Regions from separate parts of the Homo sapiens genome. Here region 2 is linked to region 1. Evidence: read pairs that join two places in POLR2A ChIA-PET (ENCODE). Cell type or tissue: HepG2. All regions are shown on one strand. Links, peaks and the distances in the headings refer to the core of each region. The heading gives the core; the rest is flanking DNA. Region 1 overlaps RNF32-DT (RNF32 divergent transcript). Region 2 holds the start of LOC124901788 (a long non-coding RNA gene).

Region 1 (16,217 bases), core at 5,605-10,604:
TAGTTAAAATTTCCAGCACTTCTGCTGTTGTATGAGGTTGATGACCGCCCTGCTACATTTGGCCAGTTGGGCCATTAGAAATGGAAAGGTACAAAAGTGCAGAACAAGCGTCTCGTGCACACTCGCCAGTGCTGGGTGCTGCTCAGGCCTGTGCTCTATCAAATGCAATTGGACTGCAAATATGTATGTATATATTTTTATAATGAATTTAATAAGTAGCCAACATCTCATAATATAGAATTTAACTGTCATTGTTTTCAGCTGGTTTTAACTGGGAGCCCTTAACTAAAGAATAAAAATTATTCTTATCTCTATAACTAGATAATTATAATCTACATAATTAATTATATCTCATTCATCTGCATGGAAGAAGACTTTCTCTTGCAGAAATCAATTTGCCTCTCCTCACACAGCACCCTCATCTCTCGGCTCCGGCAGCCAAGTCGCACCTGGGCTCAGCACCTGGGCACCTGCATACCACTCCTTGCCCACACCTGGACACCCCACTGCTAGCACCTGGACACGGCCCCCACCCCCCCCACACCTGCACACCACCCCACGCCCCGCCTGGGCACCACCCTACCTCCCACACCTGCGCACCACTCCATTGCTGGCACCTGGGCACCGCCCTGCCCCCCCCACCAGGGGACCACCCGGCCTCCCACACCTGGGCACCACTCCACTGCTGGCACCTGGGCACTGTCCTGTCCCCTTCACCAGGGGACCACCTGACCCCACACCTGGGCATCACCCCACCCCCCATCACCTGGCCACCACCCCACCCCCCTTCATCTGGGCACTGCCCTGGCACCCCTCAGCAAGGGACCACCCGGCACCCCACACCTGGGCACCATCCAAGCCCCCCTCACCTGGGCACCGCCCTGGCCCCCTACATCTGTGCACCTCCCCCCACTAACCTTGGCACCGTCCAGCCCCCCCCCTCAGCAGGGGACCGCCCAGCCCCCAACACCTGGGCACTGCCCCACTCCCCTCACCTGTCACCTCATCACCCAGCCCACGGTACCCTGCAGCTTGGCTCCAGGCCCACCTTCCAGGGCTCCCCTCGAAGCCTCCTGTCCGCTCAGCCCCAGGTGCGGCATCCGCAGGTCCCGTGGGTTCCACCTTCCCAGCGCCTCTGAGGCCTCGCGGCCGCTTCTCCCCGCGCCCACCCGCGCCCGAGCGAAGTCCCGCAGCGAAATCTCCGGGAGGCCGCGCCTCTCCTGTCCCAGCCCCGGGGTCTCCCGTCTCACCCCACGAAAAGGCAATCTGGGCCGTGACCTCCGAGGCCCCCAGATCCGCCCCCGAACGAGGCGGGCAGGGAGAGGACGCGTGGCCCCCACCCACTCAGCTCCCAGCGCGGAGTCCCGGGACCACCTTGCGGAGAAAAGTCCGCCCCGCACCTGCCACGGAGGAGAAGCTGGGGGTGGGGGACCCAGGAACTGCGGCTCGGCCCAGGCGGGGGACCTGGAAAAACCTCGCGCGGGGCGACTGGGGACGGCGGCGAGGAGGGAGGCTCCGCGGACGCGCGTGGGGCGGCCCGGGACAGCGGGAGCCAGGCAGAGGAGGCGGCGGCCCGGGGCATCCGAGCTCAAGCGCCGCTCCGCCGACGTGCATCCGGCCGGGCGCCTCCCCCTTTACTTGGCTTGCTCCCCCACGACCACCCTCGGCCCACCCTCCAACAACAGGGGCACCCCGCGCTCCCCCTGCGAGGCCACGCGAGCCCCGACCCCCCGCGCACCGGGCTGCAGACGGGAGACGGGCTCCAGCCTCAAGAGGCCCCAGACTTGCTGGAAAGGCAGATGTGTTTAAAAATGAAAAGAAAACCGGAACGGAAAGGTCTGTTCACTGGCAAAAGAAGTATTTACAAATCATTGTGGAAATATAGAGACCGAGGGGTAGAAAGCGGATGCCTCCTAAACCTGCGTGCGATCTTCTGAGGATAGGAGGACACCAGGCCCAGCCCCTGCAGCCCGGTGGGCTCCGCGGCGCCCCCACCCGCTTCCCCTCCAGGCCGTTCCTCCCACTGCGGCCGCAGCGTCCAGCCAGGCTCCTTCCTGGCCCTGAACACACGGTGACATTCCTGCCCACACGTCCACCCGAGGAGACTCTTTCTCAAGCCCCTGCCTGGGACCCATCCGCCCCTCTGACTTCCTGTCAAATGGACAGATGCTTAGTTATTCCTCGTTTTGTCGATGTTAAGTGAGTCTTTTTTTTTTTTTTTTTGAGATGGAGTCTCACTTTGTTACCCAGGCTGGAGTACAATGGCGCGATCTCGTCTCACTGCAACCTCCGACTCTCCGGTTCAAGCGATTCTCCTGCCTCAGCCTCCCTAGTAGCTGGGATTACAGGTGCCCGCCACCACGCACAGCTAATTTTTGTATTTTTAGTAGAGAGGGGGTTTCACCATGTTAGCCAAGCTGGTCCCGAACTCCTGACCTCAGGTGATCCGCCCGCCTCGGCCTCCAAAAGTGCTGGGATTACAGGCGTGAGCCACCGCACCCAGCCACGAGTCTTCTTAATTTAAACAATATGCCCCTTGAAGGTGTTGTGGAATCATTATTAGATCAGAAGATGAGTCGACTTCGTGCTGATCATAATCTACAACCTTGTCCAATTTACTTACTTTCTTCTCAATTTACTCTTCTACAAAGGAAGGGCGATGAGCCAAGTCATCTTAATTGTTCCCAAGGGGATTTTTATTCTGTTACATATTTTCCTCCTATCTGTATTACAGGAGGGCGAGCACTCACTACGTCCTTGCTTATTGGGGTTTTTTCCTCTTTAATATCTTACAACTAAGGCACACTGGAAGGTAGGAAAAGCCCTGGTCCATGCCAGGGGAGCTCTCCCAGGCTCCCAGCCCCCCAACAACATCTACAGAATTCTAGAGATAAGAGGCACCTAAGCGAGTCTTTATCTACCCTCCCCAGTGAGCAAACAGGAAAGCTGTCAAGAATTTCAGAACGCCCAGTTCTGCACAGCCCATTGTTTGAAACTGAACTCTGGACCAAAGTGCTTACAGTGAAGCCCAACATTTATGACATGATCTTAGCAGGGTCAGATGGCTCTGAGAATGGTTTTAGCTGGTGATTCTTTTCCTACTAAAGAAAATAGTATATCTGGAAAATTCTGTTTTTGGTTAATTCCTAAATAAACAGAACACTAGGAAGTAATTACTCTTGGCATAAATCTAGTGTTTAGAATTTTAGGATTTCTTCCCACAAAATGTCAAAGTTGGACTTAACACATGTCACATCATTGTCATTCCTTAAAATCAGAAACAATTTCAAATTGCTTCAGACTGACTTATCGGTGACAATAAACCAGAATTGAACATTTAAAATAAGTTTTATTTCATGGACTTCCTACAAGCTTAGCGTATGGAACAAGTGCTAAACACAAAACTATCTGTGAGTTCTGAATAAATATTTACCAATTCCACCACTACCACTTATTACCTCTCTGAACAAGTCTCTTAGACTCTCTAACTCTGGGCTGTTTGGCTTTTTTTTTCTTAACACAGAACGTGCTTCCCATTTTAAAAGGTAGAATGAGGATTAAATATGACGATTTATGCAAAATTACCTAAAATAATGCCTGGTGAGTAGTAAATGCTCAGTAAATATGTGTGCCTTTCTAGTATCCTTTCCAATATTAGGTTTGCCTTGTAAAACCGACCATTTTAATAGGAGCAATAGGGTTAAATAAAGTGAACTGTTGTGGAGATGAGTCCTAGCACACACCAAGAGAAAGTTCTAGCTCAGCATCCATCCAGTGCATGGGAGGAAAAGTAAACCTGACTCGATTTTTCAGTATTCTTATACTTAGAACATCAAAAACTAGATTCTAACCTAATCCCGATTTGAGGCATATGGATTACAGAAGACAAATTAAAGACAAAAACACATAAATAGTATTTATTCCCTTGCCCTAAGACTCCACAGCTACGTCTTGAGATTCCTCCTTAAATCTTCGCTGCATTAGAAGCTGGGGTGCTGAACTTGAACGGGCCCCGTGCTTAGAGATTGAGTCAGGAGCTGCATCTGTGCCTCCCGAGCACCTGGTGTGCGCCTTGCTGGGGAGCTACTTAGCCCCACTTCTGTTTCCGAATTCAGGAAGAAAAGTGGAGGAGCCGGCAGCAAGCAGGAGCCAGAGGGCAGGAGGCCCTGGAGCAAGAACGGGCAGCTGGTCAGAGGCCCAGCACGGCAGCCAGAACTTTCTTCTTTTGTCGCTGGCTAAGAAGAGAAAGACTACTTTGAAGTTCCCAATAGGTTTCAGGTACTACTTTTGGCTCCAGAGTATGAAGAGATGAATAGGAAAAAAAATCCCTTCCCTTAGGAAATTCAAGGTCTAGCAGAGACACAGGCACAAAGCCACCATCACGATTTCCTATCTGACGTGTTAGGACGACTTGCCTGTGTGGACAGGGAGTTACAGGTGCTGGGATGTCTTGCAAGGGAGCGCGTGTGAGCCAAGTCTTGCAAGATGAGAACTACCTGGGGAAAGGGTATTCCTGGAACGTGGCTCTCCAGCTTTTAGCTGCATCAGAGTCACCTGAGTTCATTAAAGCATGGATTTCTGGCTCTCCTTCCCAGAGTTTCTGATTCAGTGAGTCTGGAGTGGGGCCCGAGAATCTGAATGTCTAACAAGTTCCCAGTTGCTGCTGCTGCTGTGAGAACGAAGTCTGAGGACTGCCGTGGAGAAAGCGTGGCCAGAGCCCAGTGGAGACGGAAGATGAAGACACTGCTGAGAAGCACCAGCCAGGGCCTGCTCCCCAAAGCATCGGACTGCACTGGGACGCTTTTCAAGCTCCCAGGTGATTCCAATGTACAGCCCAAGGTTAAACATCAGTTCCCGGCAACTTCTCTATTCAATCATGAGTGATAGATGAGGCATTTGCTGTTTCTCCGAGCTTTGTGTCATTCCCAGACGTACTGGACATTCTTTAATGCTCTGCCTCAGTCATGGATTAACTGTTGACCAAGACAGAGTCAGAAAGCCCCCTGGAGATGCTGTTCCTCCCGAGTCAGCTGAGCTATCTAATGGCCTGGAGTGGGGCCTGTGCACTGTGGTCTGCTCACTGATTTCTTGGGGTGAGTCTTAGCCCCGCCTTACACTAAATTATAAGCTCCACAGAGCAGGGACCTCAGTTTCCTGCCTGCTGCTGTCCCCCACTGCCCAGCACAGGGAATGGGACAGAGTAAGTGCCCAGTGTTAACTTTTGCTGAGCGAATGCCCTAGGAGTCACTAAAGCCTGTTGTGTGGGAATGCCTGTGGAATCTGGCCTTTTACACACAGCCTGTCACTGAACTTTGTGTGTGTGATTTAAAGAAGGAAATAGAGACCATCTTTAGTGTTGCAACGCCTAGCGTTTCAGCCAGGCTTCTCAAGACAGAACCGACGTGGTTCATAGGAGCTGGAGGAAAGGGATTCATCAGGAAATTGGCTCACTTGATTATGGAAGCTGGGGAGGCCCACAGCAGGCCGTCTGCATGCTGGAGACCCCAGGAAGCTGGCAGCGCGGCTTAGACCACATCCGAAGGCCTCAGAACCAGGGAAGCCGGTGCTATAACTCTCAGTGTGAGGCAGAAGGCCCCAGTACCAGAGAGGGTCATGCACAGGGGGCTGGTGTGAGTCCCTGAGTCCAAATGCCATAAAGCCTGGAGTTCCAGTGTCCAATGGCAGGAGACAAAGGGCATCCTGGCTCTGGGAGAAGGGGCCAGAATCCACCCTTCCTCTGCATTTGTGCTCCATCCAGGACCCCCCAGCCAATTGGAGGATGCCATCCACATTGAGGGCAGTTCTTCCCCACTCAGTCCACTGACTGACACACCAAACTCCTCCGGAAACTCCCTCACAGACACTCCTGGGGCAGCACAATCATTCTAATCAAACACCAGGCCAACTGGATTTCCCTTACAGTAGAAGAGGGCCATGCCCAATGCCCACTGAAGCATAAGAATAAATGGTGCTTTGCCAGCTATTTGGGCATCCCTTAATACCCTGTCACCTTGACATCCAAAATCCACCATCCCAAGCTTCCCCCCTTGTCACTTTGGTACCCATACACATCTCCTTAAACCCGATTTAATCTCCAAATAAAGACAATAACAAGGTCATATTTCTGCCTAGCATGATACAGCCATGCTGTATACAACCAAAATCACATAGAAAACCATGCTGTGGTTTGAACATGCTCCTTCCAAAATCCAGGTGTTGCCAATGGGATGGTATTAAGAAGTGGGTCTTTAAGAGGCGATTAGGCCATGAGACTAAATGCCCTTGTAAAGGGGCTTGCTGGAGGGAGCCGGCTCTCTCTTGCCTTCTGCCAGTGGTCCTCCAGCTTTAGCTGCATCAGAATCACTGAGAACACAGCAAGAAGGCCCACACCAGATGCCAGCACCTTGACCTTGGACTTCCAGCCTCCAGAACTGTGGGCAAATTAATTTCCATTCTTTGTAAAGTACCCAGTCTCAGGTATGCTATTGTAGCAGCACAAACAAAGACACCTTTACCTGGTAAAGGTAAAGAGAACCTTGGATGCAAGCAATAGATAAGCTTTAAAATTCCTGAGGTAAGATCTATACGACAAGAAACACAGCTTATTGCTTACTTGAGAGAGTGTCTGTTCATTTTAATTTATCAATAGAATCCTCCTATATCTGATTTGGAGATATTCTTTAAAACTTCAGATTTCTTTTTTGCAGGGAGGCAGAGAGAGTTTGCCCCATTTCTCCTCCTCTCTTACGCTTCACCATGAGCTGGGTGTTTTCCGACCACAAAGCCACAGCAGCTTTCTGTCCTTGAGTTGAAGTGGTGAATATTGGCTCCACCCAAGATGATTCTAAAGCACAAGCCACATGGGCGCGTGGCTCAGATCCCCGTGGCGCCACTCTGCCAGTCACATCCTCTCTCAAGCAGGCCTGCAGCCCGGTGACGAGCACCCTCCACCCGCTGACTGAGAAATCAAAGGTTCAGGCCTCATTTACAGATGATTGTGCACAATACATGCTACATCTGCCCAGAAATGGAGAGACGGCTCTGAAGGACAGTGTTGAGGGAAGTATTTGCAGTGGGCAGAACTCCCAGAAAAGCACCTGGCTGTTCATTTTGCCCCAAAGAGAATATGGCCCAAGACAGCAGGAGCCATCAGTATGAATGGATGGCCCAGGACTTGGAAGGAATACAGCTGGAAAACTGATAACAGGGCAGTCTCTGCAGGAACTATGTGGATAGACTTCTTCGGTGGACACGGAGTATGGATAAATTTGTGTTACGCGGGAAAGCTTACCAAAGGGCAACTTCATCGGAGAAGGCTTAGAACAGATCCCAGTCTTTCTGGCACCAGAGACCAGTTTCGTGGAATACAATTTTTCCATGGACCTAGGATGGGGATGGTTTTGGGTTGATTTGAGCACATCACATTTGTGCACTTTATTTCCATTATTATTACATTGTAATATATAATGGAATAATCATACCACTCACTGTAAGGTAGAATCCGTGGGAACCCTGAGCTTGTTTTCCTACAACTAGCCAGTCCCACCTGGGCGTGATGGGAGGTGCTGGCTGCACATGGGCACCAGGAAACTCGTGATGATGGGTATGTTTTTCATTGTGATTTCCATGGTGGTTACAAGACAGTCTGCACTTGCTAAAATTCATAGAATTGTAAAATTTTAAAGGGGTATGTGTTTTTTAGCTCAATATACTTGAATTAAAATACACCAGGTACATAAATATAAATGGACAGGAATATTCTTACTACAAAACACAAAACAGAGAATGCCAATAACTAAAGGAATGCTTGAATAAATTGTTGCATCTGGACCATGCATTATTCTGCAGCTATTAATGATCATTTTAATATACAAGTTTAAAATTCCTACTAATAATTAACTCTGCAAATGCAGATTTAACAGCATAGCTGAATTTCTTTTGAGAATCATTCTCTAGAAGAGTACAGACTTAGGTATGCAACAATGTTCCTCATTCCAAACCTCTTTATTTTGCCGTTTTATTGATCTGGGCCATTGTCTGTTAAAAATCAGAAAGGAAATGGAAGTACACAGCTATCCTGGGACACGATTAATTTATCTCACAGAATAATCAACCCAAGCGCAATAAAAAGAATCTGAGACCAAATGTTCAGATTAAGATTATATGTTGTTGCTTTTCATCCAGTTTTTACGGTGTTTAAACAAGGATTTGGTGGAGCCTTGACTTCTAAAAGGTCACACTGTGCGACACTGCTCTAAATCTTTGTCTGATCTCACAACAAGGTGAGTTTCCTTAACGCTGCCACGAATCAGGTAAAAGGCACGCCAAGGTGAAAGTTAAATAAGAAACGATCTCAAATAGCATTTTTTAAAAGGCAAACATCAACCTTGTAAGTATTAAAAGCACGTTCTAAAATCCACTCTGATGACAGTTGAAGAAAGCCGCCTTTATGTGCACGGAGTCCCGGCTCTGCGCGGTCTTTTAAATGCGAGTGTTTACCTAAGGCTGCAGGCCAGGACCAGGCTCTGGCCTTGAGGAGGTGCCTTTGGGTTGCACACAGTGAACCCGATCTTTAACTCATAAATCGCTCTACACCTTTGTCTCCCCCGAGAAAGGCAGAGGTCTGCTCTCTCACAAGAACGTACAAGCCTCTTTAAAGTCAGGTGGCTTTTTACTCCGCGTCTCCATGCTTGTTGATTTAGAGTCTCTGAGTGACAATGCACATCACTGGCTTTTTTTTTTTTTTAGCTCTGTCATCTGTGCTACTGAGTGTACTTTGCCTCAGATCAAAGTTGAAAGCTTCTAGAAAGATACACAAACCACAATGTGACAAATAGCATGCTGTGTTTGACACAGCAAACAATAAATTACTTTCATCAATCCAGATAAAGAATCCCATGTTTTCAATGCTAATTCTGATGTCTGAAATGATAGAACTTTACTACACTCTCAAAGAATGAGGAGCTTTAAATAATGAGGAAAAGACACAAAACTCACATACCAGAAGTTCTGAAATTGCCATTGTTCAAAAACCTGTGGTTTCAACTTGCTAAATTTAAACTCTGCAAAACTTAAATGGAATGGTCTATATTCAAATAAAAAATGTTCATTTGTCTCTATTTTCTTAGTTTAAAAACAATTTTTCTGTGGTATATCTGTACCCAACCAGACTGTATCAAAAGAAGGTTTCAATATTATTTAACAATTCTACAACAGCCTATTTCTTTCCCATGTTAACTTTTGCCACAAGGTGCCCATTAATAAGGAATGGCATTGAATAAAGTTGCCACATAATCACTCATTAGACCCAGGTGGTACGTCTCATCGGCCATAGTCTGGGCCAAAGAACAAAGGACACTGCGTTTCCTGAGCACTGCTGCCCACTAGGCCCTGGCAAAGGGTCTCACAGGTTACCTAATTTAATCCCTCCACAATCCCCCGAGGCGGATATTATCACTCTCATTTTCCAAATGAGGGACTGAAGCTCAAAATAAGTGCAATAAGTTGCCCAAGACCATACGCACCCAGTGACAGAGCCGAGCTCTGCACCTGTCCTTTTACTTGTAAAACCCAAACTGTATGGGAACAGTTCCTTCCAATGAATGAGTTACTCTAACACTTAAAAACGGATGCCTTCACCTTTTCTTTCAGAACCCTTCCTGAATCCGGGAGAAACCCTCCTGTTATTTCACCTGTTACAAAGTAGTTTAATGTACTTCTACCACCGGATATTATGAATTCCACAACATCCTTCGGCTGCCCACTCCGGGTGGGTACTGGGCCGCGTGGTGAGGACAAACAGTTAAGAAAACAGGAAAACAATATTTTGGATCCCAGGAGAACTGTGTTTTCCACTTATAAAAAGTATATACATATATGCACTTTATATATATATATATACACACACACACACACACACATGCACTATATATATACACACACACACATATGCACTTTATATACACACACACACACACACACACACACACCCCTATATGTTTGGATTCAGACGTCCCGCCAGAACCTGAAAGTTCAACTGTGGCCAGCCGTCACCCCTCCACAGTCTCAGCGGGCTCCACCCGCACGTGTCAGCGCCCGCGACCCGGGATCCTCCAGAACCACAATTTGGGAGTGGGCCGGTTTAGGGTCAGCAAAAACGCTGGGCTGAATGTATCATCACAGAACCCAGGAGGGAACCAGCAAAGCGGCGTTGGCGCCCCGGTCTTTCCTGCGTTGGCGCTGGCCGCGGGGCCCAGCACCCGGGACGTTGGCGGCGGCAGAAGGGAAGGCCCCGGCCGCCCTGCTCCGCTCCGCTACAGCTGCAGGCCTCTGCGGTGACGGGTGGGGGCAAAAACCCTGCAGAAAAGTCACCGTCACACGCAGAGTCCAAAACTCCCCTTTCCCCGCTGGAACCACTTTCTCCAAGGAGCTCCGCCCCGCGCTCTCCCCGACCCCGTGCGCCCCCAGACCTCGCGTCCCCCGCGCTCTCCCCCGCCGCGCCCTCCTGCCCCGCGCCCCTCCTCGCCCCGACCCCGCGCCCCTGCGCCCGGGCTCCAGCCCGGTCCCTGCCGCCTCCCGCGCCCCGCGCCCCGCTCCTGCCCGCGGCCCGTCCCCTCCCTGCAGCGCAGCGCTCTGGGTTCGGGTCTCTGCCCTCTCCACCCGCCTTTCCCGCGAGTCTTCTTGGCTTCCGTGTCCCCCTCCCCAGCCGGGCGTCACCCCCGCACCCCGCATCTGCGCCCCCCTCCCGCTAACCCGCGGCCTCCGCAAGGGCAGCGCGCTCAGCCGGGTGAACCTGGAACTGTGTTCCTGGCCCAGCGCTTTCATAAAAGGGCGCGGAATAGTAAGTCCTAGTTCAAGGAATAAACACGGATCCCCACTGGCCATGCCGGGACTGACGCAGGAAAAGACGCGAATAAAAGCATTCATTAAAATATGCCACGACCAAACCACGGAGAGAGTTACAATAAAACAGAACAATTTCAGAAACAGAGGGAAGTGATACTTGCGTGTATTATCCGTTTATTTCTGTTTCTTTTAGTATTTCTACTTGCATAAAACTACTTTTTCCATTAATAAAGTGTACACGAGGTAAAGGTTTTGGGCAGAACATTTGTCTTAGTGGATATCAAGAGAAAACTGCTTCTTGGATGATTTGATGGTCTCCAGGCAAGGGCGCATCTCAGGGCAGTCGTGGCAGGACGGGCACAGCTGTGGTGTCTCCCCCAGGCTGGGCTGCACCCGTTTCTGTGCACGCAGCGCACACGGGAGTCTAGAAGCGCACACCTGCTGAACTTAAATACAGTCTAAACTCCATTCCTTTATGATTCATTTTAAGAGTAATAAAGAGTGACAGTTACTACACAGGCTTTAAATATGGGGGAAATGGAACCCACCAGCAAGACTGTTACTACTTAATGGCTCCTAACTGGGAAACTGAGTCCAGTCCTAATTAAAGGAATAAATGTTTTCCTGTGGATGTTGAAAATAAATCCTTAAATACTATACGAATGGAAGAGCCACCCATGACACTTAAAATTTCCACAAAAACATTTACTTCCAAATTATCTCTGCACTGTGAAAATAAAACAGATATGTGAACTGCAGAAAAGCAGTCCAGTGGCCTCGTTTTAAATATTCTATCTATGAATTCATAAATTCTGGACTCATGGACTAAGATCTCGTTTAAAAAGCAGTAACAGGCCAAATGCAGTGGTTCACACCTGTCATCCCAGCGACTTGGAAGGCTGAGGTGGGAGGATCACTTGAGGCCAAGAGTTCACGACCAGCTCCAGCAGCATAGTGAGACCTCCGCCTCTACCAAAAAATAAAATAAAATAAAATTAGCTGGGCATGGTGACTTGTGCCTGTAGTCCCAGCTACTCAGGAGGCTGAGGTGGGAGGATGGCTGGAGGCCAGGAGATTGAGCCTGAAGTGAGCTATGATGGTGCCACTGCACTCCAGCCTGGGGGACAGAGCAAGACCCTGTCTCTTATAAATAAATAAATAAATAAATAAATAAATAAATAAATAAATAAATAAAAGTAGTAATGCTGTGTTTCATACATGGCAATTGTCAAACCATCCAAGAAGCAGTTTTCTCTTGATATCCAACCATTTTCACTTTCCTGAACAAAGCAAATCATGTGGCGACACCCGGAAAATCACAAAGTCACTGGGTAGAGTGCGGTGGAGACCCCTGTGTGCACTCTGCCGGGCAGCTGTGCGGTCCCTCCCCCTGGAGACCTGGGCTCAGCCATGTGTCCTGCTTCGACGGCTGGCATGTTAGCAAACACGCCGGCCAAGGCCCACAGCGGGCGTGCACACAGGCTTCCCGTCCTTTCTCATGGAGAAACACAGCTGAGCTGGGTAGCTGGAGGATGAAGAGCTTTGGGGCACCACGGCTGAGTTGCCCCGGCCCAGGCCAGGTTAGCCAGCAGCCTGCGGCTCCGTTTGAACGTTAGCTGCTTTGGGTTTCTTCTTCAGCAGATTGCCTGTCCATACGGTAAGTCATCAGTGAGACCAAAACAAGCTCAAAACAAGCTTCTGCTCAGCCCGGCCAGGACCGCCAGCCTGCAGGCCCACTCGTAAATCCAGTGAAGCTGAATATCTGAAACCAGAGTCTGGGGGTGAGCAGGGTTGGAGTACAGGGTTACTGAAACACTCCCTAATAACACAAGCCTGGAAGCATCAAGAGACAGCACACAAACGGATGAGAGCCAGAGGCCAGGCCAAGTGTGACAGCATAGCGCTTACCACGGCCTCCGCAGCAGCAGCTGGGGAAGGAAGGCCAGGCTCTCTGGACCGACTGGCCGGGAACCCTGGGACCTGGTGAACAGCCTGACCAGGGAAGCCTGCGACATGTTAGTCAAGGGGCCTAGGCTGGAGCTGGGAGGCCACTTGGGCTTGAGCCTCTGGCGGCTTAAGTGGAGAATGTTCAATCCCAGACTACAACCCCCTGGCTGAGCGGGGGTGAGCCAAGGCATCTGTTGTGGTGGCCCTCTCCCTCTCCAAGGGCGCTTCTTACAGTTACACCCAACCCTCAGCTCCAGGGCTGCTTTGACTGCAATCAAACCCATTGTAAGAGTTGAAAAACGACTTTTGCAATTGCCCCCTCTCCTGATTCATCCTTTTTTCTTTAAAAGCTTGGAATCCTCCCTTGTCCTCTGAAGCACTTCCCAAGGTAACTGGGAAGCATTTCCTGGGCTACAGTCACTCAAATGTGGCTCAGAAAAATTCTTTGTGGCTTAAGCTGTGCCTCAGTTTCCTTCCAGGTCCACGACACCCAGTTTCTGTATATTTTGCCCCTGCTTCCAAATTAGGACTAACTAGAGAAAGCCAAATATGTTCGCCAAACCACTGGCATGCGATGCTCACTTTGCATGAGCCACCCCCACACTGGCAACCTCCAATCAGGACACCCTAGAAGTTTTCCTTTCTTCACTCTACAGCTTTCCTGCTCTCCACCTCTGAGCCCCTGCTGAATGCAGGTGGTGGAGCTGAATTCCTTGTTATCACAAGCTGTAAATAAACAGCCTGTTTGTTCTCCTTTGGCTGGTCCTTGCCTCCACAACCAAAAGCGGGTAGAGAACTGGGGCCATTACTGTTACAGGAAAGTGGTCCCGATCTGGACCCCAAGAGAGGGTTCTTGGATCTTGCGCAAGAAAGAATTCAGGGTGAGTCCACAGTGCAAAGTGAAAGCAAGTTTATTAAGAAAGTAAAGGAATGAAGAATGGCTACTCCATAGACAGAGCAGCCCTGAGGGCTGCGAGTTGCCCATTTTTATGGTTATTTCTTGATGACATGCTAAACAAGGGGTGGATTATTCATGCCTCCCTTTTTAAACCATATAGGGTAACTTCCTGACGTTGCCATGGCATTTGTAAATTGTCATGGCGCTGGTGGGAACCTAGCAGTGAGGACGACCAGAGGCCACTCTCGTGGCCATTTTGGTTTTGGTGGGTTTTGGCCGGCTCCTTCACTGCAACCTGTTTTATCAGCAAGGTCTTTATGACCCGTATTTTGTGCTGACCTCCTATCTCATCCTGTGACTTAGAATGCCTTAACTGTCTGGGAATGCAGCCCAGTAGGTTTCAGCCTCGTTTTACCCAGCTCCTGTTTAAGATGGAGTTGCTCTGGTTCACACGCCTCTGACAATACTACAAGCTACAACAGACATAGGAGCCAAATGGATGGGTCACAGGGCATAAGCATGGTTAATATGTGCCAGACTGAAAAACTGCATTGTGGTATTCATTCAACTTTGACTTCCATTGTGTTGCAGATGATCAAGAGGCTCTTCAATGCATTCCTGAAGCCTTCCTTAATCCTTCAGTATGCAAGTCTTTTCTCTTCTGAAGCTCCTGGCCATCAGTCTTGTCATTTTCTCTTCTAAAATTATCAGGTCTATTTCCGCCAGATCTTTAATCAGTAACAGCTTTACCTAAGAGCCTGCCACGTCATTTCCGTCAATTCCATTAAATCCTGAACCTTTCATGGAATTTGCAGTTTTTTCTTTGCAATCTTTTTACCTTGTATCCTTAAGTGTCCATGATGCCCTGCACTGGTGAGAAACAAGTTGACAAAGATACCGATGGCACAGTTGCCAGTGGGAAGTGGGAAGGGATATTTGAATAGCAATATTCTTATAAATGTTTCATTAGAAAATTTTCATAATAAAATCAGAATATCAATGCCTGTCTTTTCATTTTTTTCTATATTTTAGAAAGATCCTTTAGAAACAAAATAAATTATCTAAAAATTAAACTCACTACTTTTTACTTTCTATCTGTAGGAAAATCCCACTTGATCATGGTGAATAATTCTTTTAATGTGCTGTTGAATTTGGTTTGCTAGTATTCTGTTGAGGATTTTTGCATCTATGATCATCAGGGATATTGGTCTGTAATTTTCTTTTCTTGTAGTGTCCTTGTCTGACTTAGTATCAGGGTAAACTAGCCTTGTGAAATGAGTTTGAAAGTATTCTCTCTTCTTCAATGTTTTAGGAAGGGTTTGAGAAGGATGGGTATTAGTTCTACAATTGTTCGGTAAGATTCAGCAGTGAAGCCATCAGGTCTTGGGCTTTTCTTTGATGAGAGATGTTTCATTACTGATTCAAATCTCCTTTCTCATTATTGATCTATTCAGATGTTCTGGTTCTTCGTGATTCAGTCTTAGTAGGCTGTACGTGTCTAGTAACGTATCCATTTCTTCTAGGTTGTCCAATTTGTTGGCATTTAATTCTTCACAGTAGTCTCTTATGATCCTTTGTATTTCTGTGGTATCTGTTGTAATGTCTCCTCTTTCGTTTCTGATTTTATTTGTCTTTATCCCAGGGATGCAAGAATGGTTCAACGTACACAAATCTATAAGTGTGATTCACCATATTAAGAGAATGAAGGATAAAAACCATATGATCATCTCAATAGATGCAGAAAAAGCATTTAACAAAATTCAATATTCTTTCATGATAAAAACTCTTGACAAATTAGGTACAGAAGAAGTGTACCTCAACACAATAAAAGCCATAGATGACTAATCCACAACTAACATCATAAAGGCATACCTTAGAGATATTGTGTATTCAGTTCCAGATCACTGCAATAAAGCTAATTTTGCAATAGAGTCACATGAATTTTTTTGCTTCCCAGTGCCTACAAGAGTTATGTTTATACTATAGTATATTAAGTATGCAACAGCATTATGTCTAAAAAATGTACATACCTTAACTTAAAAATACTTTATTGCTAAAAACACTGAGAAAGCAAGCACAGGCTGTGGGAAAAAAATGGCACCAGTAGATTTGCTCGATGCCACAAACCTCCAATTTGTAAAAAAATGCAATATCTGCAAAGTGCAATAAAGTGAAGTGCGACAAGATGAGGTATGCCTGTACTCATGGTAAAAAAAAATTGAAGGCTTTTCCTCAGAAACCAAACAAGCATGGGCAGGCTCACTACTTTTATTCAACATAGTACTGGAAGTCCAAACCAAAGCAACTAGACAAGAGAAAGAAATGGAAAGCATCCAAATTGTGGGGATGCTTAAAAAAAATAAGTTAAATTGTCCCTGTTTGCAGACAACATGATCTTATATATTGAAAATCCTGGCAGGGCACGGTGGCTCATGCCTGTAATCCCAGCAATTTGGGAGGCTGAGGCGGGCAGGTTGCCTGAGCTTGGGAGTTTGAAACCAGCCTGGGCAAGATGGGGAAACCCCAT
Region 2 (16,065 bases), core at 5,644-10,643, 660 kb before region 1:
TGGGGGATGGTTTGTATATTTATTTTAAAACGTTAACATTTTTATCTAAAACAATGTGTAATATTTAACTTATTTAAATTACTTATTTAAAAAAAGCTCATGGCTTTTGATCTGGAAACCCCGACTCCAGAAGGCATACTGAGGCTCTGCTCAATTTGCCTCCTTCCACCTGGGAAGTGTTGGGTTGCACTCGTCCTCACCCACCCAGGGGAATCCCTGGGAAGGCTGGAGGGAAGCGACCATCTAATTGGGTTGTTCTGCTGGCTCTGGGTGAACAGGGACAGCCACTTCCTTTACATGGGTCTTGGTGTTCTCCTCCATAAGTGAAGAGGCTCAGCTGAGACTGGCCCTAAAGCCCCAGCTCTGGTTTCTAGAAGAATTCTGAGATTCCGTGGCAGCACCTGGTTCTGAGGAAAGCCTCACTAAATATACCCAAATCTGTGTTAAGAGAATATTTCACCATCCCTTTCAGAGGAAAAATAGAACACAGTGATGAACAATGACAGGAAGTGGTTTTTTGATACCCATATTCCGCATGACCTGTAAGTATGAATATTACCTCTTTTTGTCAGCTGCATTGGAAAAAATAAATTACCACCAGTCAATCTCTTACAATAATAAGAGCAAGGCATGGCTTAATTGCTTCAGTTAAGTGTTCATAACTTCGCCAGTGCTCATAAATGCCATTACACATCAGGCCACTGAAACAGACCTGTTGATTTATTAAATGACGATGGGCAGGGGGCAGGGGCAGTTTCTTTTATGAGTTAAGACATAGAGTTAAGATACCTCGATGGTTCAGTCTGGTATCAGGCATGGGTTCTTTCAGTAAGGATAAATGCAAAAAGATAATAGAAAGTTCTCACGGTGATGGTGGTGGAATTAGGGTGCAAGAGGCTGTGGTCATTCTAACCTAAAATGTACATAATAATGATCCTACATTCAACAGGAAATGTGTTGATAATTTTTGTTTCCCCCCATTTAAGCACAGACGTGTTTTAGAAATCTCTTTTTTATGATCATGAACTCCTGGTCCAAAATATTCACCAGGTAGCTTGATAATTTGCAAAAGACGATACGTGTATCCACTGAACACATATTTGCAAAGATCCTACTGTGCGCCAGATACTCGTCTACACTCTGAGATCCATCAGTAAAAAAATCCCTCCCTCATGGAGCTTACGTGTCAGTGGGCAACAAGCTCACGGTTCTGCGATGGAAGTAGCTGCAGTATTTGCAGTATTTCCGGGGCTGTGAACACGCCCCTCCCGTTAACCGCGCTGCCATTCTTCTCCATCTGCCTGGGATGCAGGGGCTGTGTTTTGGGTTTCATTATGGTATCCAGCACCTAGTGTAGCCCTGGGCACACAGCAGATGTTTTAGAGGGACGTGTAGGATCACAGAACATGCAAGGGCCATGTGAGGCCTGACATCAGGTGAAGCAGTTTTGCTCAGTAGATTATTCTTGTTCTTTCTCCTAAAGTAAAGTAGATGAGTGCTCACCTCTCCCTGGACACCAGCATCCCATCTGAGCCTGGGGTACTGGAAGGTGCCATTTTACTGGTCAGAGCTTGTAGGAGCAGAACGGGCCCAGGTGTGGTCTTCATGGAGCTTGAGAACTGGGTGCTGCTAGTGTTTACTTCATCCAGGGCAGCTTCTGCAGGAATGAAGGTGAAAACCTATCAAGATGGTGTGGGAACAGTCCTTCCGAGGCAGGAGAATAGGGTCTGGAGGCAGAGGACCTAAGGCTGTTTCACGACGACTTCCTAGAACTAAACTGAAAGGAGAAGCCTAGCTTTGTATGCTAAATAACAAAAGGACCAGAGGCTACTCCCTTTGACCTTTTCTGTGCGGCAGATGGGAAACTGGCTGTCCCCAACAAATCAGGCTGACTGCCGGTCCAGTCTTTGTTTGCAACTTTGTAACTTCACTCTAGCCTCTGAATGGTTGCTATCCACAGCCTGTCAGACTGATGGCTGGTTACCACCTCATTTACATGAGGTGAGCAGGAAGGGGCCAATGGGAAACCCCTAGAGGGTATTTGGACCCAAGAAGATTCTGTATCTGGGCTCTGGAGCCGCTGCACTGTGGAGCGTACTTTTGTTTTCAACAAATCCCTGCTTTTGTTCTTTTGTTGGTTCATTCTTTCTTTGCTTTGCTGGGCGTTTTGTCCAAATCTTTTTTTTTTTTTTTTTTTTAAGACAGAGTCTCACTCTGTCGCCCGGGCTGGAGTGCAGTGGCATGATCGCAGCTCACTGCAACCTCTGCCTCCTGGGTTCAAGCGATTCTCCTGTCTCAGCCTCCCGAGTAGCTCGGACTACAGGCGCCTGCCACCATGCCCGGCTAATTTCAGTATTTTTAGTAGAGATAGGGTTTCACCATGTTGGCCAGGCTGGTCTCGAACTCCTGATCTCAGGTGATCCACCCACCTCGGCCTCCCAAAGTGCTGGGATTACAGGTGAGAGCCACGGCGCCTGGCCTTGTCCAATTCTTTGTTCAAAACGCCAAGAACCTGGACAACTTGCAGTCACAGCCCTCTACCAGTGACACTTTAGCCTTGACTCTGGCTTCCTTGGCCGCGGTTGTTAGGGGTGTGAGAACGGTGCCCTGGGTTCCGATGCTGGTGTCAACAACTTTTACTCTGCTTCATTCAGAAGGCGTGTCCCCGGGTTCCCTTCTGCGCTCTCATCCCTTTGGGCCACCCAGGAGCCTCCGCAGGGACCTTTCCCTGTGCGTTTCGGCAGCTGTGATCCACTCAACTCTGCCGCTGCACTAGGTGTTAGGGTGAAGCCCTTCACCGGGGACGTCCTGAGGACATTTTCACAAGCTTTCCCCGCACGCTGCTGTGTTTCATCCTCACAACCCTGACAGGTGGATTATCTTTTTTAACCTCCTCATAGGATGCAGAGACAGAAGTTCAAGGGTCCAAGGCACTGGGCTAAGATGACGCGGTTCGCCGTATCCTTAGTGACACCAGGACTCCAAGGAAGTCTTTCCCTAACGCCCTTGCATGTCCCCTCTACCCGGCTACCGTGGATAAACCGCCCTCTGTCTGTCAGCATTAGCTGGCGCACGGCAAGAACACTATCGCCAGCGCGATTCCAAACTCGTGGTTCCGATCAAAACGCTCTTCTGCTAACATGGGCCGCTTTGATCTTCCTGAAAAGGTTCGTCCAGATTGTATCGTTTCCTGCAAAGCCCCTGTCAGCTGTAAATGTTGTGTTGAAGGTGGAGGCGCATCCTGGGGCTGTAGGCAGGATGCTGAGCAGGACGAGGAAACGGGCGCTTTTTGGGTATCTCCGTGCTGGGTGCCACTTGGCGGCGGGAGGAGGCAGAACTGTCCGTTGTGTAGAACTTGATGGGTCCGATCTCTCCCTTGATCCTTCATAAGGACTAAGTCTTTCCTAAAATTCTCTATTCTAGTTATTCTATACTCTGGGCAAATTTTTTCTTTCTTTCTTTCTTTCTTTCTTTCTTTCTTTCTTTCTTTCTTTCTTTCTTTCTTTCTTTCTTTCTTTCCCTCTTTCCTTCCTTCATTCCTTTTTCCCCTCCCTCACTCCCTCTTTCTTTCTTTCTCTTTCTTTGTTTCTTCTTTCTCTTTCCTTCCTTCCTTCCTTCTCTTTCTTTCCTTCCTTCTTTCCTTCCTTCCTTCCTTCCTTCTCTCCCTCCCTCCCTCCCTCTCTCTCTCTCTCTCTTCTTTCTTTCTTTCTTTCTTCCTTTCTTTCTTTCTTTCCTTTTCAAGACAGACTCTTGCTCTGTTGCCCAGGCTGGAGTACAGCAGTGGGATCTCTGCTCACTGCAACTTCCGCCTCCTGGGTTCAAGCAATTCTCCTGCATCAGCCTCTCAAGTAGCTGGGATTACAGACACATACCACCATGCCCAGCTGGGTTTTTTTTTTTTTTTTTTTTTGTATTTTTAGTAGAGACTGGGTTTCACCGTATTGGCCAGGCTGGTCTCGAGCTCCTGACCTGAAATGATTCACCCGCCTTGGCCTCCCAAAGTGCTGGGATTACAGGCATGAGTCGCTGCACCTGGCCTCTGGTCAAATTTCTGAGGGCATGAGTGCTGTGTCATTTTCTGTTCTTGCCTCTTCCGTAGAACCAGCTAGTTCAAATACAGCAGGTAGTCTCAAGTTGCTGCTGGTGACTTCAGCGATGTTCCTTTGTAAGACCTGGTGGTTTCCTTCTTTTATCTGCATGAAGTTTCCCAGAGATTGTTTTGAAAAGTATCTGCATCATGTTTCTCAGGTCATCTGCAAAACTATTTTCCAAAGATTCAAAGGAGGATTCAGGAATCAGCGAAGGGAGAAAATAGAGGCTTTTCCCCATCTTTCGTGATCTAACTTTCTCAAGCACTGAAGAGCTCTTGTCAGTGATATTTTTGGGAACTCACTCAAACTGAGGAAATTCACAGCTAAGGCTGATGTTCCTGGACTCTTGGCATTGTGTTGCCTTAGAAATTTCTTTTTCAAGACTATAGATTGCCCAGCTTCAGCCTGGACTTGGCATTTTCTGACTTTTGACAAGGGGGCCTTTTACAGTATTTAAAAAAAGGGTGTGAGGGGTCAGGTGGGAGGTGGGGAAGGGGCATTGTTGGTATATAACACAGGATAAGGAATTAGGAGATGCTGATGTGAAATTGAGTTTGAATATCAGGCCTGTGCAATTGCTTTTTATTATATGACAACAATGCTACTTCTTCCTTAGAAAAATGAAAAAAAGGCAGACACGTTACATGCTCTAGTTTAAGTATGTTCCAGATACTTCCTCTTAAGCAAAAGCCTTCACTTAACTGCCTGTTAGCCACCAAACTACTAGACTGCGTGTATCAGGGAGTCATACTTGACCTTGCTGAAAAAATGTACGCCTGTGGGATGGCAACAAGGCGAAAATTACTGTGTCTTTTCTCACCTTAGCTCTGCAGAAGGGCTCTAAGATTTTCGTAAAATGTCCTGTCCTCTAACAAAATGAAACTTCCCCACTGCTTGTTAGTATCTTTCCTTGATCTAATCAGTAAGGAAACGAAGAGCTTGTTTTTCATGGCTTGCTTTCTAAATTTTCTGTGAGTAGGAATTTAATCATCATGGTCCTTTTTTTTAATTAGAATGGACTAGACTTAAAATGTTATTATCAGCCTAGATGTCTAAATTTCTCATGGCAAGGATGGGTCCTTCTGTGTAGAATTCTTCATTTAAGGGAGCTGCAGGGATTTCCTGAGCCAGCAAGGGACCATGGGGATGTGGCACGCTGGAGAACACCGCTGTCCAGCTGCAGTCACCGAACTGTGCTTCTTCCTCACAAGCTTCTCTCCAAACCAGCTTTGTGGAGCAGCCTGGGGTGTGCTGTGGGGCTGGTCATCCTCTGTCATCCCAGGGAGGTCTGGGACCTCATCCTGTGGGAAGTCTTTAACTTTCTGGCTGGCATGAAGTCGGCCCTGTGATGGGCTGAGGGGCCCACTGACCCTGTGAGCAGGTGTGGGGTCAAGAGGGAGGAGTAGGCTGGGAAGGAGGAGGAGTCCCTGCTGCCCACCGGACACCTGTCCAATCCATGGGGTGTGTTCTAAACCCCTGACTCAGAAATGGCCCAGCTGAAGATCACGAATCCCCATCAGCTCTGTGGAGCTGCCCTGGTCATGGTCCCGACAGTTCTTGTTTCGAGTTATTCAACAAGAAGTTATTTAATGCCTGGTATATGCCATTGATTTATTCAACAAATATTTATTAAGTGTTTACTGCATTGCACAAACCCTGCTCGGCCCTGGAGATACAAGGAGAAATAAGACATATTCCCTGAGAGCCGTGTGTCTAGTGCAGGAGACAGATGCGTGTGGCTGAGTGCACCGTGTCACGGAGGTGTGTGAGGTGAAGGCTGGCAGGCCCCACAGTGACAGGTGGCTGGTGAATCATGCACGAGGTTGGAAGTGCACGCATGTTGGATTCACCTGTGCACGTCTGGAAGCAGCGTTTGTTTCTTACAACTCTTTGGATTCACCTTACACCAGTGTTTTAGCACATTCAGAATTCCTGTAGAATAGAATAGCTTCAAAAACCTTTTAATTATTTGGAAAAGAATCTATGCTTATAATTGAATATTTTAAAAATATAGCAACTTTTTAAATGAGAAAAAGAAATAAAATGAGGATCATGGAAATGACTACTCCGATATATGAATATATTCCCCTCAGTCTTTTCCCTATTCCTATTTTTAAATGGTTGAGCTTATAGACTATTAAAATTTAATATTCTTCCTTTTCTATTTTTACTTCTGGTATTGTCATATAATTTTCCTCTACTCTTAAAGATTATTTGTAAGCAGGGTTTTAAAGTGATTTAATAATATTTCATGATTTGGGTATGCTTTTTTGATTTCACATGTTTGCTATTACAAATGAGGTTTTGATACCTGTCTTGGTCAACAAAATACTATGTTTTTATTAACAATTTTTCCTTGGTTCATTCAGATAAATTACTCTCACTAGAGCTAGTGTACCAAAGTGCAAGGGTGTTGTTTCAAGGTCTGTGATTAATGTGAGTCCATTATTTTGCAGAAAGGTTAAATAAATTTATGTTCCCGCCAGCATACCTTACCAGCCCTCTGTAGGGCTGTGTACACACCCCTAACATTCCCTGGCTAATTTGATAGGCAAAAACACCACTTTGCTATTTTAACTGTACTTCTTTTATACTAATGCAGTTAATTTTTTATTAGCGATTTTTATTTCCTTTTCTGTCCATTTAGCTGCCTTTTCTATTTTTCTGTCTGCCTCTTAGTGGTTTTTTTTCTGTAACTTTTGTAGTTTGGCGTATCACCTTTCTTTACTACATGTATTACAAGCACTTCTCAAGATTCCTATTTAATTTTTTTAAATGTTACATTTTGATGATGTACAAAATTTTATGTTTTTATGTTGAATCTATTGATGTTTTCCCCTTCAATTCCAAGAAGAAGTGTAACTTTTGATATAAAATAACTCAGATGCCATCATTTCAGATTTTCGGTGTTGCTATTTCGGAGTTATGTGAAGCTGACCTTCAGTGAATACACAGGGTCACGGTATTCGATGAGTGGGACCCACTTGTGTGCCATTTGAACGTAATGTGGTGGGTTCCAAAACAGGAGCAACAAAAAGCTTCTCGAAGTAAAGTGGAAGATCTGGGAGGGTGAACATTTAATTTCTATTTGGTTTGGTAGCCAAACAGTTAGAAAGACATTTTTATTCATCTGGGCCCACAGTTCTGCAGGATTCTTTCTCTCGAGATCCCCCCTGCTCCAAATACTACTAATGCATACAACCTGGATTTATAGCTGCATTACAGCCCCTTTCTTCAGTCTATTCTCAAAGAAATGCCAGAGAAGAGGGTGGGGGAATAGAGACAAGGAACTGCCTCCAAATGTCAAGGGAAGACCTGTGTTTTTCTTGGACGGAAAAGCCGCATGATTTAAGTTTCAAGGACATCTTTGCTTTACCCCCTCTCTCCACTTTGTGTGTGTGTGTGTGTACATATTTCACTTAAAAGCAAGCTCTTAAAGAGTCGGGCTTCCAAGACCCTGTCTTCAAATATTCATTCACATTTTATTTGTTTGGAATTTTGTGGCAGTTTGGCCTCAGGAGGTTCAGAACGAGTTCTAACTCTTCTGGTTATAAGTAAGCAGCAGTTTGTCCTGGATGACAATCATGGACAGGATTGTTAAGGTCCTTGTGGGGAAGGAGCTGGGCTAATTTCTCTACATGAATACTCACTAAGTACTCAGAAGAAAACCCTCTAAAGTAGGATTCGTGAGTGCCCCATTTTGCTGACCTCAGGCAGAACAGGGGCACCAGGGTTGGAACAGGGGGGTCTGATGGCAGAGGCCCCGTGCATCACGCTCACGTGACTGCCCTTGCCATCAAAGAGCATAGTCCACGGCCAGCAGAGTGAGCGTGGCCTAGGAAAGTTCTACCTACAAACAGTGGGAGGAAAAGTGTGCTGGTCAACCAGGATTCGGTAGAGGATGTTGGCTGGTGAACCCGTCTGCCCCGACTTCAGGAGCAGAAATGATGTGGAGGACAGATTCTTTGAGGATACCTGAGGATCTGGCCAGGCCCTAGGGGAACACTGAAAACATGATTTTATTGTTCCGCAGGGGTCAGAGCTAGAAGTGTTTTGTTTTCAGATGAATCTGGAACCTAAGCCCATTCTGTAAGGAATTGCCACTTAGTCCTACACATTGAATGCAGAAAATTCTGATGGTTTAATGCCTCTCATTTGGGATATCCGAAAACAATTAGGGCTTATCTGGATTACTGCAGCGAAACAAAAACACTCCGTGATGGCCAAGTGTGGAGCTGGGAGGAACAAGAGGAAGGAGCCGGTGATGGCTTTGTGACTCTTTCCCCAAATAACATGCCCATGAATCAGAGGCTCTGGGAGAAGGCTGCTGGTGACTCAAGGCCGGGTAACCAGCGAGCCCTGACCGTCCCTCCGTGCAGGACTCGACTCGACAAGGAATCCAGGGAATTGCTCCGACAACATCAGGCCCGGACTCTTATTTGTTTTCATGTTTGAGGGTGGATCTAAGCCCTGCAACATCATCAAAACATTGTTTTAATGCAGGTGCCGGTGCCACACGTTAGAGGGCTTGTGCCTGCCAGCAGTGGAAAAGTACCGCCTTGAGTCACCGCGGTGCTGAAGGTCACTGGGCCTCCTTACGCAAGCCCTGGACCCGGCGCCCATGAACTCGCTACCCTGGGCTGCGATTGTTCTTTCTTTGGTTTCCCTGTGAGCCCCAGTGACAAACCACCGGAACCCAGAGTGACTCACAGACAGTGGAGTGTCAGAGCCAAAAGGGGCCGTGTGAGCTTCCAACTCGACCCACAGCTCTGCCAGGAGAGGCAGCTGTGTCCAGAGGGGCAGGGAGACCTGCCTAGTGACCTGGCTGGTTGGTGACACAGCCAGGCCTAAGAATGGAGTCTTCTGGTGACAGTTTAGTGTGTTTGATCATGAGGAGAGCACTCAGACCCCACATCCTCGCGGTTGTCTGTTCGTCTGGGACTCCGGGCCCCTGCCCACCTCCTCTGCTTCTCTCAGTGACACCAGGTGGTTTCTTTGCCTGGGATCCCCACACCTCCATTCTCTTGAGTGCTTGGAGCTATGACCTGTGAGGATCCTTAGAACTCAAGACTACTGGATGGAGAGGGGAGTGAAGGGGGCCAGCGGAAGCCTGCAGGTGCCTGGCAGGTGGGTTTCCCCTTCACTGCCTCAAGCGATGAGGTGGGGCTTCTGCGTCTTCAAGGATAAGAATCCCTGTGGATGTCCTCTTGGGTCTGATGGCTTTAGGCTGCAAAGCCCTGAATTCCTCTTCTGAAATAGGCAAAGATGTGGGTGTGCTCACGTTGCCTTTTCTGAGCCAGCCCCCAAGCCCACAAGCTGAGCCTTCAGCTCTGCTAACGGTGCCTGCCCTGGGCCAGGTGTGGGGGCTTAGTGAGTAAGGAGCCCAGGAGGGGAGAAACACAGTGGGGAGGGAGTCCTGGACCACGTCCGCGACAGACCAGGAAGGGCTCAGCCAGTAAACTCACCTGGTTTTGGTGTTGGAAAGAACACCTGGCTCTTGTATTAAATATAACGTGGGTGCAGGGGAAGCCCAGCGGTGGGGAGACAGCGGGGAGGCAGCTGGTGTGGCCTGGTAGGAAGCAAGGATGTGGCTGGGGCTGGAGCACCATGTTGCAGAGAAGTGGATTTGCTGCAGATGTGGCCTGGCGCGAGTGGGACAGGGCTTGGATGTGAGGGCACGTGAGAGAAAGTGGTGAGAGGACATCCTGTCCCGGCATGAGCGGCTTGGGATGAGCAGGCATCTCCTGGTGCAGAAGGCAGGGGAGGGAGAGCCATGTCAGATGTGGGTGCATAGAATGGGTGGGCTCCATCTCGGGTAGATGAAGTTGGATGAGTCTAAGGGGTAATTGGTTGGAGATATTCAATAGGAAGGTACCTGGGAATACACAGTGGGGCCCGGGGGAAAGATTTGGGTTGAAAATAAGTTTAGACTGGGCGCGGTGGCTCACGCCTGTAATCCCAGCACTTTGGGAGGCCGAGATGGGTGGATCACCCGAGGGTCAGGAGTTTGAAACCAGCCTGGCCAACATGGTGAAACCCCTTCTCTACCAAAAATACAAAGATTAGCCGGGGGTGGTGGTGGACACCTGTAATCCCAGCTACACTGGAGGCTGAGGCAGGAGAATCGCTTGAACTTGGGAGCTGGAGGCTGCGGGGGCCGAGATCACGCCACTGCACTCCAGCCTGGGTGACAAGAGCAAAACTGTCTAAAAAAAAACAGAAGAAGAAAGAAAGAAAAGAAAGGGACATAAGTTTAGGAGAAGGCAATGGGTGGAGACTGAAGCCATGGTAGTGGGTGGTAGGGAGATGTCAGGGAGAGAGGAGAAAAGGGAGCCCTGCCAGGGGTGGGGGATGCAGTGCTCGCCAGCGTGACAGAGAAGCCACCAATGAGCTGGAAGGAGCTCCCAGGGAGGCTGAGAGGAACCCCCGAGAGCCCGGGGAGGATGGCTCCAAGGAAGAGCCTGCTGTGCATGAGTGGGGCCCGAGCAGGTCCTGTCCTGTCTGCAGGGGCAATGAGCAGAGCACGTTGGATGGTTGGGGGGACACACAAGAGGCCCTCCTGTGCCACTGCAGCGTCACCGCCCACTCTGCCCAGGTCTGCCCAGCTGCCCGGCTGCCTCGGTTCCTGTCTGCCTGCATTTTTCCTCTGGCTTTTCCGAGGTCTTTAGCAGGCGGCTGTTCTCAGCAGTGGGAGCTGCGTTGCTGATGGCTGCACGAGCAGCTCTGTTGGGGCAGTGGGGGAGGCCATTGGGCTCCACCTGCACAAGGGTTGCCCCTGTGGCTGAGATGGGTAGGGGCTGAGCCTAGGTGGGGCCAAGGGCAACAGGTGAAATTCGATTTTTCTTTATCTGCAGTGCTACACTAATCTTATCTGCACTCTGGGGAATGGAGATTGTTGCAGAAATAAATATTTGCTTCCAGGGTGGTTCCGCAGCCCTCAGTCCCCGGCACACATCTGCCCCTCCCCTTGGGCCCAGCTCTGTAACAAAGACTCCATCTGCCTAGTCAGGGCCTCCTGGTGGCCAAGGGCCCTGAGGGCTCCGAGGGCTCTGAGGGCTGATTGCCGACACTGTAGTCTGGCAGAGACTGCAGACCCACCATGGCCACCCCTGCGAGGGCGCCTTGTATCACTGAGCCTCACCTCACTCTCCGGGGATGGAGACCTTCAAGACTGCAGGACCTTTGGTTTCTAGAGAGAAGACTACGCCCAGTACTGATTCGGGTCCAATCAGAAAGCCATCCTGAGTGCTCATGGCAGGAAGAGATTAATCCGGAGCATTTTCTCACATGAGTGTGGAAGAGCTAAGAACTCGAAGCAGGTTCTTAGCAGGGGGTCACATAGAGACCAGCAAGTGCTAGAGTGGGGTGCAGGGATGTCCCTCGTGGGAGCAGGACTGTGAAGCTGTCCCACGGGAGCTCAGCCGGAGGAGATGCCCCGCACTGGGATTGGCTGTGCCCCTGAGTCGGGGGTGGCCTGGGAGGAGAACACTCTTGGCACTCCTTCCTCCTGCCCTCCACCTCCTGACAGGGCTGCTTAGTGGCTGCACCTGTCAGGAGAGGAGCAGGCGCCCATCAGAAGGGCAAACGGATGGTGGGGTGGGGGCAGGACGATGATAGTGAGGACCCTAATGTCCACTGTCCTTCTGGCTCTTCCAAGCACCAGATGCTCGGCCATGTCCTTGACTTGGTGTTATCTCAGCACTTACCACATCAGCACAGCGGGGTCAGCATGACAGTGCTCCCATGGCGAAGACGGGGAGACCAACTTCCCCATCACAGCAGGGACACAGTGGGTAGAGATTTGAACTTGGATACGACATCAGAGTCCACCGTCTTACCCACAGCGAGGTAGCTTTAGCTTGTCTAGTGTGCACACATATGACCATTCTCAGGCTGTCAGTGGATGGAGGTGTAGGGAGTCCACAGGGGAGTATGAAGCCGGCGTGGAAGGACCATTGTCCTCTCAACAGTGCCCTGCTGCTGGTGCTTACCAGTGGAGGAAATGCTACCATCTCATTAGCCACCAGGACGTCCAGAAGCAAAGTGAATCGAGGGTCCAGTCTTCCTGCCACCACGCAGTGGCCAAGCACGCTGCAGAGGCCCCTGATCGATGCCTGCTGCGGCCGAGGTTGTGGAGGTCGTGTCGGGCCTGCTGCCGTGTCCCTGGTTTTGGAGAGATGCTGTTTCCTTGTGGACCACTAGCTGGATGCTCCTCCCTCCATCCCAAATGCAGTGACGTCCACAGTCTTCCAGTTGTGTTTGGTTTTTTACCGGCTGTGGGCTGGGGAAGGGGTCTCCATCTCAGTAGCAGTTTGTTCTGCAAGGACTCAGTGTTCTAGCTGACCTGGCCAGCCCTGAGTGAATCTCTTAGAAGATGAACAGTTACTTTAACTTGACAGCAGAGTTTGTTAAAGTTCTAGGAGTTAAATAAATGGTGTGACTAGCACATTTCCAGATGTGTACACACAGAACGGCAGTCATCAAGATGGCAAAACCATGATCCGTTTCCTTTGCTTCGTCCACTACAAGGTTTGCTCATGCAACTGGCTGTACCTGTTGGAAATGCAACAGCACAGCACATGACCCCATGCAGGAAAGGTGCAGGTGCTCCCCACTGCAGCCAGATGCAGGAAACCCAACTCCCCACCTTCTCCCCGTGCTCTTCCCCGGTAGGAAGTTGGTCTGTGGGTCTGTTGTGCACAGTGAAACCCAACGTGGCAGCATCTGGTGTCCTTCCATCGAGAGCATCCAACCTGCTGGAAACCCACCCTGGAGGTGGTCCTGGGATGCTGTGGGGCAGGTGGCAGCACGACGCAGTGCCCTCCCTGCTCTCCATGGTGGGCTGTCTCCCACCTGGTCCCTCTTATCACTGTCATCACTGACCGAAGCTTCCATGAGCTTGTAGGTGAATGGCCACCAAGCCGGTCCCTCCACCCAACTCCTCCCATGTTAACTAGGTCTTGAGACTTGTGACTCCTTTTTCTGTAATTAGTTCCTTTGCTTCTTAAGCACCTCTGCTGGTTCATGTGGGGGGTGAACACGTACAGATGAGGAAAGGAAGACCCACCGAGATGGGTGGCCTCCCCCAAAGTGGACAAACTACTGTCACCCACTGCTTCCTTCCTACCTGGAGGAAAGCCACAGGGTGCTTGCCTCCCCTCCCCAGGGGCACCTATCCTGTCAGGGTGACAGTGTTTCTAGGGACAGGGGACGACAGAGGTGCTTCTGGGATAATCTCTCAGTGTTGTGGGTTGAATCATGTCCCCCTAAAACTATGCTGACATCCTGATGCCAGTACCTATGAATGTGACTTTATTTGGGCATAGGGTCTTTCCAGATATGCTCAAGTTAATATGAGGTCTTTACATGGGCCCTTAATCCAATGACTGTGTTTGCTAAGGAGGGAAGAGCGCATGGACACACAGAGAGAAGGCCATGTAACGGCAATGCCACAGCATGCTGTTATACTACACTGCACTCTACCAAGTGCTATACCAAGTACAGTAGAATATGACACAATGACACAACATAGTGTGGCATAATACAGTGTGGTAGGGTATAATATAGTATGGCGTGGTGTAGTGTAGTACAGCATAGTATCGTATAGTGTAGTGTTGTATAGCACAGTGCAGTATAGCATAGCATAATATAGTGTAGTCCAATATGATATAATATAGTATAGCATAGCACTATAGGCAGAGATGGGAACCGTGCAGCTGCAAGCCTGGTGACTCCCAGGACCGACGGCAGCCACAGAAGCTGGGAAGGTTGAGGGGACATTCCATCCAGAGCCTCCGAGGGAACAGGGCCCTGCCAACACCTTGATTTCAGGCCTCTGGACCCTGGGATTGTGAGGGAGGACATTTCTGTTGTTTTAAGCCGCATGTAAGGTTTGCGGTCCTCCGCGATGGCAGCCTCAGGAGCCTGTCACACCCTATGTGCTTGTGCAGGCCGGAGGCTCCACAGAAACGTCAGCGGTAACATGCGAGGGCAGTGCAGCCAGCTCCACAACAGGGCCAGACAGGTGTGGGGCTGGGGCAGCTGCTGTGGCCACCTCAGATTTTAAAAAATGGGGTTCAAACCTTTCCTAATTTGGTCAAACAGTATTGAAGAAAAAGAGGAAAGAAGAGAGAGGGGGTCAGTGAGACAGTCACCCAATAGATAGATGATGTTCAGTGAATTCCGACGTACACAGTTTGAAGGATCACAGGGCTCTGCGGACGGAGCCTCACACTTCTCGAAGTGGCTTCTCAGACTACATCTGGTCACTATAACAGCTCTGGCCCACAGATGAGAGACATGTTACGGTCCCTGTTTGATAGATAAAAGGCAGGTGCAGAGGGAGGTGAGGCCTGCCTTAAATCATGCGCGTGTCCATTCCTGACTCCAGACCTTGTTCCTTCTTCTGCACTGGAGACGTGCTATGAAAGAAGAGTACAGTATGGTGCGGTGTGGAGTAGTGTGGTCACTATAGAGCAGAGCAGCATAGAGTAATGCAGTGCAATGTAGTACAGCATCATAGAGTGTAGTGTAGTGTAGTGTCATGTAGTGTGGTATAGTGTAGTGCAGTGAAGCATACTATAGTGTGGTATAGTGGAATCTAGCATAGCGTAGCATAGTACAGCACAGTATAGTATAAGATAGCATTGTATAGTATAGTGTAGCATGGTGTAGTATCATTTAATGTCATATACTGTGGTATACTATAATGTAGCATAGCATAGCATAGTGTAGCATAATACAGTACAGTATAGTGTAAGATAGCATTGTATGGTATAGTGTAGCATGGTGTAGTATGGTTTAATGTAATATACTGTGGTATAGTATAGTGTAGCATAGCGTAGCATAGTGTAGCATAATACAGTACAGTATAGTGTAAGATAGCATTGTATGGTATAGTGTAGCATGGTGTAGTATCGTTTAATGTAATATACTGTGGTATACTATAATGTAGCATAGCGTAGCATAGTGTAGCATAATATAGTACAGTATGGTGTAAGATAGCATTGTATAGTATAGTGTAGCATGGTGTAGTATCGTTTAATGTAATATACTGTGGTATACTATAATGTAGCATAGTGTAGCATAGTGTAGCATAATATAGTACAGTATAGTATAAGATAGCATTGTATGGTATAGTGTAGCATAATGTAGTTTCGTGTAGCATAATGTAGTGTGGTATAGTATAATATAGCACAGTGTAGTATAGTGTAGCATAATATAGTCAGGCACAGTATAATATAGTGTAGCATAGCACAGTACTGTATAGTGTAGGATCATATACTACAGTATGGTATAAGAGTATAATATAGCATAGTGTAGCACAGCGTAGTATAGTGTAGCATAATATAATGTGGTATAGTATAGCATGGCATAGTGTAGTATCATGTAGCATAATATAGTGTGGTATAATGTAATATAGTATAGCGTGCATAGTATAGCATAATATAGTACAGTATAGTGTAATATAGCATTGTATAGTAAAGTTTAGCATTGTGTAGCATAGTATAGTACACTATAAGAAAGTATAGTATAGTGTAGCATAGTGTATTGTGTAGCATATAGGCTTATACAGTATAATATGGCATAGTGTAGGATAGTGGGGTGTAGTGTAGAAACAGCATGGTACAGTATAATGTAGCACAGTGTAGCATCGTGTGGTGTAGTGTGGTATAATATACTACAGTACAGTATAACATAGCATAGCATAGCATAGTGTGGTGTAGTGTAATATATTATGGTACAGTATAATGTAGCACAGTGTGGTGTAGTGTATTATAATATAGTGTGGTATAGTATAATATAGCATAACATAGCATAGTTTAGTGTAGCGTAACATAGTACAGTATGGTAAAATACAGCATTGTATAGTATAATGTAGCATAACATAGTGTGGTATAGTTTAATATAATATAGCATAGCATAGTGTAGCACAATATAGTACAGTGTAGTATAAAACAGCACTGTATAATAT

The links. Peaks named below come from ENCODE experiments on the same cell type or tissue, not always from the same donor. Only the 100,000 strongest peaks of a DNase experiment are listed, where the experiment ranks them.
Region 2: POLR2A ChIA-PET joins it to region 1 with 6 read pairs; 2 of 35 experiments call an interaction of 5 or more read pairs at or near these places.

Annotation. Positions count from the first base shown.
Region 1 is chr7:156,606,261-156,622,477 of GRCh38, forward strand. All of the region lies in intron 1 of RNF32-DT (RNF32 divergent transcript), which reads right to left. Among named protein-coding and RNA genes, the nearest start is that of RNF32-DT, 26 kb to the right of the region's middle. RefSeq lists enhancers at 1,325-1,836, 6,681-6,850, 6,961-7,080, 13,201-13,890, 13,891-14,580 and a silencer at 13,361-13,561. In HepG2, for the core only: a CTCF peak has its summit at 9,382; DNase peaks (open chromatin) are centred at 8,671, 9,401 and 10,211; H3K4me3 peaks cover 2,168 bases.
Region 2 is chr7:155,943,191-155,959,255 of GRCh38, forward strand. LOC124901788 (a long non-coding RNA gene) reads left to right here and starts at 8,095. Exons shown (of 2, transcript XR_007060613.1): 1 at 8,095-9,218; 2 at 10,946-12,559. RefSeq lists enhancers at 8,020-9,219, 9,605-10,105, 11,298-12,026. In HepG2, for the core only: no CTCF peak of the experiment used is centred there; DNase peaks (open chromatin) are centred at 7,901 and 8,741; H3K4me3 peaks cover 1,134 bases; H3K27me3 peaks cover 300 bases.